2 separate regions of the Homo sapiens genome follow, and region 2 is linked to region 1. Evidence: read pairs that join two places in POLR2A ChIA-PET (ENCODE). Cell type or tissue: GM12878. All regions are shown on one strand. Links, peaks and the distances in the headings refer to the core of each region. The heading gives the core; the rest is flanking DNA.

The links. Peaks named below come from ENCODE experiments on the same cell type or tissue, not always from the same donor. Only the 100,000 strongest peaks of a DNase experiment are listed, where the experiment ranks them.
Region 2: POLR2A ChIA-PET joins it to region 1 with 6 read pairs; 2 of 35 experiments call an interaction of 5 or more read pairs at or near these places.

The regions. Positions count from the first base shown.
Region 1 is chr15:35,029,793-35,035,183 of GRCh38, forward strand. No RefSeq gene overlaps it. Among named protein-coding and RNA genes, the nearest start is that of ZNF770, 44 kb to the left of the region's middle. In GM12878, for the core only: no CTCF peak of the experiment used is centred there; no DNase peak of the experiment used is centred there.
Region 2 is chr15:35,493,539-35,498,929 of GRCh38, forward strand. All of the region lies in intron 3 of DPH6 (diphthamine biosynthesis 6), which reads right to left. Among named protein-coding and RNA genes, the nearest start is that of DPH6, 50 kb to the right of the region's middle. In GM12878, for the core only: no CTCF peak of the experiment used is centred there; a DNase peak (open chromatin) is centred at 3,263.

The DNA.
Region 1 (5,391 bases), core at 290-5,289:
CAGCAAAAACAGCAACAACAAAACAACAACAATTAATATTAAATTATGTGTAGGATTTCGGGAGATTTTCTCTTTTTTGATTTTAGGGGGTTTATTGGAGGAGCGATACCCTAGTTTTCCTAATGGTGGGGATAGAGCTTGCTTTATTAGCTGTCTCAGTACCAGGATGCAGATTTTTTTGTGTTTGTTTTTGAGACGGAATCTTGCTCTGTCAGCCAGGCGGGAGTGCACTGGCACAATCTTGGCTCACTGAAACCTCCGCCTCCTGGATTCAAGTGATTGAGGCAGGAGACTGCCTCAGTCTCCCAGGTAGCTTGGATTACAGGCACCCGCCACCATGCCTGGCTAATTTTTGTGTTTTTAGGAGAGATGGGGTTTCACCATGTTGGCCAGGCTGGTCTTGAACTCCTGATCTCGTAATCCGCCCGCCTCAGCCTCCCAAAGTGCTGGGATCACAGGCGTGAGCCACTGCGTCCGGCCAGGATGCAGATTTTTTTTCTTTTCTTTCTTTTTTTTTTTTTGAGACGGAGTCTTGCTCTGTTGCCAGGCTGGAGTGCAGTGGCGCGATCTCAGCTCACTGCAAGCTCCACCTCCAGGATTCAAGCGATTCTCCTGCCTCAGCCTCCGGAGTAGCTGGGACTACAGGTGCGCGGCACCACGCCAAGCTAATTTTTGTATTTTTAATAGAGACGGGGTTTCACCATGTTGGCCAGGATGGTCTCGATCTCTTGACCTCGTGATCCACCCGCCTCGACCTCCCAAAGTGCTGGGATTACAGGCGTGAGCCACTGCGCCCGGCCTATCTCATCTTTAAAATGAGGATAATCACATCTGTCTTGCCTACAGGCCAAGTCTGTGACAGTACATTACAAAATATTAAATGTATGTAAATTCAAGGATCATTAATATTTAGAGATAACTGTGATATTTTCATTATTTTGCTATAAAAATATTGTCTGACACTAATTGTATCAGTAATCTACTGTGGCATAAGAAACTACCCTCTAAACTTATTGACTTAAAGCAACCATTTATTATTTCTCTCTTATAAGCCTACAAGTCAGCCAGATGAGTTCACTGGTCTGCATCAGGCTCAGATATACTTAGTTGGTCTTGCTTATGTTTCTGTGATCAGCTCGGGGGGTGGGCTGGTGCTGGCTGGTCTAGGATGGCCCCAGCTGGGATGATTTGGCCCTCTTTCATGTGGTCTCTCATTCTTTAGCAGGTAGCCCAGAGCTGTTCTCATGGCAAAGGAAGAGAAGGAAGTGAGAGAGTGCGTATAACACCTCTTGAGGCCTTGGCTATGAATGGGATCCCATCATGTCCCCCACATTGTAGTGACCAAAGCAATCTACAAGACAGCCTGATTCAAGGGGTGGACATGAGGACTAATGAATTTCACATCTTGATGGGAAGAGCTGCATATACACATTGTAAGGAGTAGGAAAAAGAGGAGCCATTTTGCCATGATCTACTACACTAATTGAGTCACATATTCAATTTAAGCCCTTGATTTTTAAAAATCTATTTTACTATGCAGTGATTTTTTTGAAATTTGCAATTTTTAGGTCACTGAGTTATCTATGTTTTAACATATATGCACATATTCACATCCATAGCTCACTGATTACACATAAACCTAAAATAAAACATTTGAATATATTTGCAATTATTGTGACCAGCTCTTACCTGGAAAAGCTGTTAGATGTATTCTTATTTATGTATTAACTCGCATTTGCTATATTAGCATTTACATAGGGAAATAAAACAAGCAGGAGGTCCAGTCAAAATAAGTGTTGGAATTCTGAGGGCTAACGCATTTTCCACTAGTGGATTTTCTGTTGCACTGAAATGATTAGTGCATTTCACTTCACTACTGATCCTATAAGCAGTCAGATTAAATACAGAGACAATATAAATAGAAAATCCAGGTCTTCAGCCCTGCCCTTGAAAATGAAAAGAACGAGTTCAGGAGATCAAGACCATCCTGGCTAATGTGGTGAAACCCCGTCTCTACTAAAAATACAAAAAATTAGCCGGGCACGGTGGCAGGCGCCTGTAATCCCAGCTACTTGGGAGGCTGAGGCAGGAGAATGGCATGAACCCGGGAGGCAGAGCTTTCAGTGAGCCGAGATAGAGCCACTGCACTCCGGCCTGGGCGAAAAAGTGAGACTCTGTCTCAAAAAAAAAAAAAAAAAAAAAAAAAAAAAAGGAAATGAAGAGAAGAATTTTGGCTTTGTTTTATTTTGTTTGAGCTAGAATTAAACCCAACTGGATGACTACATTGATTAAATTCCATGACTGTGTGTTTAACTCATGATTTCACTTGGATTTAGGCATTTAGTTGTATAATGCCAAACATCTGGATGTTTTTTCTCTAGTGCCAAGTATATAACTGTGTGGAAGAATGTTCCAGTTTTGGCATTTACTTGGCATCCTTATATACACTCTTCAACCGGACGTACCATGTCACCTGAGGAACTCCAGAAATTTGGGTCAAAAAGATGTGTATTTCTGATTAGGTTTAATTCTTAAAACTGTAAATATAAGCTATCTGAATACATAAGCATTTGGCAATATTCTGTAGATTCTAACAGCCCCTCTCTCTATGTTGGCGTCATGTCCAGGAACATTTTAGATATACTACCATAACATTTTCTAAATGACTGTATTATAATTTAATGTTATATTTGGCAAACACAACCTAAAATACAGTAGCTAATAGTGCAAGCTCATTTTACTTGCATATCATTGTAAATCACTTTCATGTAGTACTTACCAAATGTGTCAGGTTATTACAATCTATTTAATGACTTAATGTGTAAGATGCATTGTTCTTAAATTCAATTATACCCTTTGCACCTCTGGAATTAAGGTCATGTCAGCATTTCTTTTATATAAGTGCTTGGGTTTAGCAGTTTTTAACTGAGTTATAAAAGTTGGCTTCCAAATCAAGCCTTAGTAATAAAGGTCACTGCCTGAAGGAATTCCCCTCCTCTCCAAATTTAGTACATATAATGTTTTGGTGCAACTCCTGCTTTCTAAAATAATTTTTCAGGAAAAAATTCATTATAGTCTTCATATGGCAGAAAGGAAGCTCTTTCATTTTCTGTTTGCTTTATAAGACTAAGCTTTTCTTCCTTGCAAAGTGACAGTCATCTCTCTATCTGGCTTTTAATATATTCTCCATCTCCATTTTTTTATTGGTTACGTAACCTCAAGCTGTCATTTAGCCACTTTGTGTCTCAATCTACTCATCTGTAGAATGAATTATTGACAGTACCTACCTCACAGAGTTGTAGTGAGGATTAGATGAGATACTATACACATGTGTTTGGGAAAGTACATATTAATTGCTCAACAAAAGTTAGGTTTTATTATTATTAGATAAGAGATTTAGGCCAGGCATGGTGGCTGACCTCTGTAATCCCAGCACTTTGGGAGGCGGAGGCGGGCAGATCACTTGAGGTCAGGAGTTGGAGACCAACCTGACCAACATGGAGAAGTCCTGTCTCTACTAAAAATACAAAATTAGCCAGGCATGGTGGTGCATGCCTGTAATCCCAGTTACTTGGGAGGCTGAGGCAGGAGAATCGTTTGAACCCAGGAGGCAGAGGTTGCAGCAAGCCAAGATCTTGCCATTGCACTCCAGCCTGGGCAACAAGAGCGAAATTCCATCGCAAAAAAAAAAAAAAAAAAAAAAGATTTAGTGTGAGTCTATTCCTTATTAGAGGAACATTTGAAAAAAACAGGCTACTGAGGTAAGATTTGGCATTTACTGAGAGGTATGGAAGAAGTTATGGCTATCAGACAATCATTACCCTAATGTCAATAAATAGATATTTTTAATTTTAGAAATTAATATTAATATTTTTATTATTCATCTTCAGGTTTGCTTAGGAAGAAAACAAGATTTCCCTGAAGCAGTTGAATTAGACAGGCAATTAGCCCTGTGGTGTTGAAACATTACTGTATGTGTTGCTAATGAAACACTCTAGGCAATTCCACTCGGCCGCATGTTAATCACAAGAAGATGGACACATTTTCCTGGGTGCAGAAAAAAGCCACTCCCTTACTGACTCATTCTTTAAAATATATATATGTATAATTCACGGACAGATACAGTTTTGGGCTGGGCGCGGTGGCTCACGCCTGTAATCCCAGCACTTTGGGAGGCCAAGGTGGGTGGATCACAAGGTCAGGAGATGGAGACCATCCTGGCTAACATGGTGAAACCCCGTCTCTACTAAAAACACAAAAAATTAGCCAGGTGTGGTGGTGGGCACATGTAGTCTCAGCTACTTGGGAGGCTGAGGCAGGAGAATGGTGTGAACCCGAGAGGCAGAGCTTGCAGTGAGCTGAGATCGTGCCACTGCACACTCCAGCCTGGGCAACAGAGCAAGACTCTGTCTCAAAAAAAAAAAAAAAAAAAAAAAGAAAAAGATTCAGTTTTGCATTGACCAAATACCTAATTTGTTCCTGAATAACCTGCAAAGAAATTCTCCTGCAAAAATTGGAAAGAGGCAGATCCACTGACAAAAAATAATTTGTTTTCCTCTGTCTGTACTAACAGTAGAATCTCTGCTTTCTTAGTTGTCATGACCTCCTGTTTCTGCAGGGAACAGATCACTGTGTCAGGGACCGCACACAGAAGCATCATAGTGTGATTATACATGCCTGCAGAGATGCTCCAGCACTGATGATGCAAAAGAGTCCAAGAAATAAAATACATGTGATGGAATCCAAAAGCCCTCAGAAGAATTTTAATCAATATTTTTTAGAAAATTTTATTTCAATATATACTACTATCTAAACACTGAAAATTGTAATTCCCAATTCTATTAATTGACTTTTTCACATCGATTAAAATCTTTGGAGTTTTCTATTTGATCTAATTCAGGATAAATTTGATGTTTCTTTGCCTGACATAATCCAGATGACATTCATGCAACTACAATCTGTTGTTTCCACCCTGCCATTACACAAATAGAATCCTAGAACTGGAAAGTCCAACAGAATTCATTTTTACAAGTGAATATCAAATATTTAAACTACTCTGTTCACAAGGTTTCCTTTTCTTAGAAAAAGTTCACAGCCTTTGATGGACAAAAGTCTAAATCAGGGACAATGACAGCGTTAAGCCCTTGCCAGGCAGACACATCAAAGTTAAAGGAGCCTCCTGATATAGAGAAGATCCAGAATAAAACTTTGTGAAAGGAAATAAGGCTATACAGAAAAACCATCTAAGTATTGGTCCGTTTATTATTATTATTATTCTTATTGAGACAAGGTTTTGCTCTGTTGTCCAGGATAGAGTGCAATGGCACAATCATAGCTCATTGCAACCTCCAACCACTGGTCTCAAGTGATCACCTCATCCTCCTGCTTAGT
Region 2 (5,391 bases), core at 320-5,319, 460 kb after region 1:
TTCAGAGATACCAGAATGGTCATTTCAGGCATTTTTAAGAATCTTGAAGATTAGGTTCAACCATTCTGTAATTTTAGAGATTAAAGAATTCACCTCTGTTTATTAATATGGAAACTGAGGGTCATGATTCTTCATTATATCTAATTTCACTTCCAAACAATGTGTTGCTATCAAGAGCATGTGAACTGGTTTGGTGTAGGAAGAGGGTTGTTGGGATGGGGGTTAGAATAATGGTTTAGGAATGACAGCAGGGAGAGCGACTATGCACCTAGCATATAAACGGGCAAATAACAAAGTCATATTGTGGAAAACTAATTTTTGTTGCTCCTGCTGTATTTTTTGAGTCTGGGATAAAAATGTACTATTCTTCATTTAATCTTCTATTTTAAAATTAAAGACTTATATCCCAGCACGTACAATATAGCCTTCCAGAGCAGACTCTGGAACCAACTGCCCAGATTCAAATCATGATTCCACCATTTATTAGCTATGTGGCCTTTATCTTCCTAGTTATCTTTCTGTATCTTACTTAGTCTCCTTATCTGTAAAAGAGTGGGATAAAATAGTATTATGAGAATTATTTTAAGGGCTGTGTTAACACATGTAAATCACTTGCAATAGCACCTACAATATTTTAATTGCTTAAAAAATTGCCTTTAGTTATTATTACTATTTAATATTACTGCCATTAATACTACCATATGACTAGTCCTAACCATCTATCATCTGAGACATACTTTCTAATGATTCTGAATAGCTCCAAATAACACTTTGTATAATCCACAGTTTAACTTTTTGTACATACTCACTGTTTTCAAGTATCAAACTTCAAAATATCAAAGCAAAGTATCTAGAGGAGTCATTTCTATTATTAACTGAAAACAAATTAGACAACAATAACCTGCCTACTTGGCAAAAATTAAAGAAATAAAGATTACATTAAAATTACTCAAGTGCTGATGACTATAAACACCTGGATCTTTAGAATATTAGGTGGCTGAATTTTTTACTTTTTCAATGAAATTCACCCTTCAAAGTAATTTTCCCAGTTTTCTCTAAATCATTCCTTTCAAATTTCATAGAAACTAAGAAACAACACAAAACTTCAATTGAACAATTGTTCAATATGAACAAAATTTTTATTTTCCACTATTTACTATATCAAAACTATCAATCAATACATCCTATCAACTTTTCTCCATGGTTAACACTTAAACTGTGTGTGAATTTCAAAGTCCACTCATGATTTTTTTTTTAAAAAAAAACTTGCTTAACAAATGAACAATAAATGAGTTACCTCAATTTGGAAAAAGGGTTTATAAAAAGCCTACAGCAAGTACCATACTTATTGGTAAAATATTACAGGCTTTCACCCTAAAATCAGGAAAAAAATGTCATTATTCACTGGTGATGTGATCATGTGTGTAGAAAAGCCAAAACAATTAATAGATACACTTTTAAAAGTAATAAGTGAAGTAGCAAGGCCACTGTATACAAGGTCAAGATTCAAAATTCAAATTGTATTCCTATATGTCACCAATATAATTTGATAGTATTATGTTACAGGTTCTACTGTGTCCCCTCAAAATTCATATGTTGAAGTTCTAAACTCCAGTACCTCAGATGGTGACTGTATTTGGAGATAAGACCTTTAAAGTGGTATTTATGTAAAATTAAGTCACATGTGTGGGCTCTTATCCAATATGTCCGGTATCCTTATAATTATGAAGAGGAGATTATAACACAGACATTGTTCGCAGATACAAAGGAACACTGTTTAAAGACTTAGGGAGAAGAGGGTTATCTACAAGTTAAGAAGAGAGGCCTCAGAATGAAACCAATCCTACAGAAAACTTGATCTTGGACGCTCCAGAAGTGTGAGGAAATAAATTTGTTATCTGAGCCACTCAGTTTGTGGTACTTTGTTATGGTAGCCCTAGCAAATAATACATACCGGCACTAGCATCAAAAAACACTCAGACATAATTTTAAAGACACATGTGCATGACTTCTACACAGGAAATGCCAAAATATTATACAAAGGAAATAAAGAAGGCCCAAATAAATGGAGGAATGTACTAGATCCACAGACAGAAGACTCAATATTCTGATGATGTCAATTCTCAAATGAATCTATAGATTCAGTATAATCCCGCTCAAAATCCCAGCAGATTATTTTTGTAGAAACTGGCAACTTGATCCTAATAGTTATGGCACTCTTAAAAAGGAATTACATTGGAGAAATTACACTACCAGACAGCAAGATTTATTATAAAGCTGCACTAATTTAAAAAGTTTTCTAATGGCCTAAGAAGAAACAAATTAACTTATGGAATAGAATAAAGAGTTCAGAAACAGATCCACACATATATAGTAACTTGATTTATGACAAAGATGAGAACATGGTATAGTGGAATCTCTTCAATATATGATACTGAGACAAATGGATATCCCTATGGGGAAAAAAATGAATCCTTACTCTTAGCTCACATCATACACAAATCAATTTCAAGTATATATCAAATGTGTAAGTAAACAATAGCTTCTAAAAGATAGTACAGGAGAGTATCTTCATGACTTTGTGATACAGAAAGATTCCTTAAACACAGTATAAAATGCCTTATCTAATTACTTAGAAAAAATTGATAACTTGAATTTATTTTTCTAACCAAAATAAAAGATATTTACAATACACGTATCTGAAAAAGGACTTGTATTAAAAATATAAAAATCTGGCCAGGCACAGTGACTAACGCCTATAATCCCAGCACTTTGGGAGGCCGAGGCGGGTGAATCACCTGAGGTCAGGAGTTTGAGGACAGTTTGACCAACATGGTGGAACCTGTTTCTACTAAAAATAGAAAAAATTAGCCAGGCATGGTGGCGGGCACCTGCAATCCCAGCTACTTGGGAGGTTGAGGCAGGAGAATCGCTAGAACCCGGGAGGCGGAGGTTGCAGTGAGCTGAAATTGGGCTATTGCACTCCGGCCTAGGCAACAAGACGAAAGTTCCATCTCAAAAAAAAAAAAATATATATATATATATATATATATCCTCTACCAATGAATATGAGAGAGATAAAGAGAACCAAATAGAAAAATGAGCAACAGACTTGACCAGGGATGACTCAGAAAAAATATGAAAATGGTCAGTAAACATGTGAAAAAAATTTTCAATCTCATCAGAGAAATGCAAATTAAAACCACAATGCATAACAGTACATAACACCAGAAGGACTTACTTCCTACTTCTCCAGCCATTCACATAATCACTCTCAACTTTTACTCTGGGCACTGCAGCAACACTGGCTTTCTCTCAGCCTAATACTACCCACCAAGCTGCTCTCCCACCTGCCAGAGGTCTTTGCTTATGACTGTCTCTCAGACTGAAACTCTTTCTGGAACTTATTCAGATGCTGCCTGTTTGGAGAAACCTCTTACACTGAAGCCCCTCTTTAAGAAAGGCTTTCCTAAACTTTAATCAGTTTAAATTCATTGTCATAGCCTCCTGTACTTTTCCTTTAGAGCATATTTCATAGCTGCAATTTTATGTTTTAGATAGTTTATTTGATTAATGTCTGTAGATACTAATAGCTAATTATATAATTAATTAGTAATTATCAGACTAATTACTACGCTCCAAGCAGATGCTCACAAACAGTGCATCTCTTTTTGCTCCCCATTACATTCTTAGAAATGGTCATTGGGCCTGTCAAACAATAAGTAGTCAACAAATATTTGTTAAATAAATTAATATGAGAAATGGGTATTAGTGAACTTATTTTTAAAGTGAAATTTTTATTTGTCATATTGCTCAAGAATAAATTCCTAACTAGTTACCCATTCTGGAAACTAGCTTTAACACCAACATATAAAGTTATACAGCAGAGTTAGAATTGGCTCTGTTCTCTAAAATGTGTTCCTTTTTCATACAACAAGTTTCCTTGCCCTAAAAGGGTTAACCATAAGTTTTTAAAAATAGCCATATCCATAGTCGGAAGTTGAGAAAGCAAGAGTTCTATAACATGGTTGATTCACGACAAGTAAAAATATACCCTCTTTTAATCAGTCTCTGTATTATTGGGGAAGAAAAGGAAAAGAAAAAGACCACTTACTCTGTGAATCGATAAAAATGTCAAACAACCCTCAGGAAAATGGAGAGAAAAGAGGATGGTCCAAAATCATAGCTAAAAGTAATAAAACCAAGACACAAAAATAATCTAATTCAAATTTGTTTAGTTATTATCCAATGTCATTCCAAAACCATCTCCTAAAAGCAACAGATACTTAAAAGACAATATTCTACTAACATTATCCAATAGTGTAAAAATAACGTAAGTACAAAAGTTTAGAAACACCAAATACATGAATTGATGATAACAAACCGAAAGATTCCATCTGTTAAAATAGTCGGTTATTGTTGACTCTTATTGAGCTACACTCTTCTTTTTTCAATACTAGAAGGAAGACTATGCAATATTAGTTAATCTGCAAGCCATCCCCTTTACTTTCAATAGGTTGAGCAGACTATTATGCACAGCACTATGCAAGTTCATATTTTAATAGTTGGCACCTTCTCTCCATTGAGTATAGAGACTTCCCTCAGTTCTGAAATTAAAAAACCCACAACCTTAATACTATCTCAAATGTTTCTCACCATGTCCCTGAGTGCCAGCCCTCAGAAAGGCTTGCTGTGAAACAGATCTAGAATGATAAAATGCTTAAAAACAACAACAGTATAATATTTCAGGTCCCTTGTTTATAACAAGTCATCAGCTTATACTGGTACTAGTTCTTACTCCCCTATCTCTCCTTCACTGTTTCCTCCTTACTGTCAGTTTTAAAAATTAAATCACTTCTTGGGACAGAAAAATAAAGAATTCTCTTGTTCCTTTATTACCATAAAAAACAGATTTTTGCACAGATCATCACGTGGTTATCAAAGCATAAAGTTAAGGATATCCAGGATTCTTCCACTTCTTCCCCTCACCCCATCCCACACACCTCCCCCACTTCCCAGAAAGTTAAGAAATGGCCACCAGTGAGAAGTGTACATGCGTCCTTGTTGATGGGAATGGGAATAGACATATAATCCTTACTGATTCAAATATAATTCTAAACAACAGTCACGACCTTATATATTGTAACTTCTTCACAATGCCAAGTCTAATTACATTTTACCAATCCAAATAATGCAGCCCAAGTTATAAGTATTTCCTTTTAGTCTCTATTCATATAGCTTTTTTTACGTAGATGCCGTCAAAGTGTATATATAATTTTGTATCTTAAACCGGGTGCAGCTGCTCAAGTCGGTAATCCCAGCTACTTGGGAGGCTGAGGTAGGAGAATTACTTGATGCCAGGACTTTGAGAACAGCCTGAGCAACACAGCA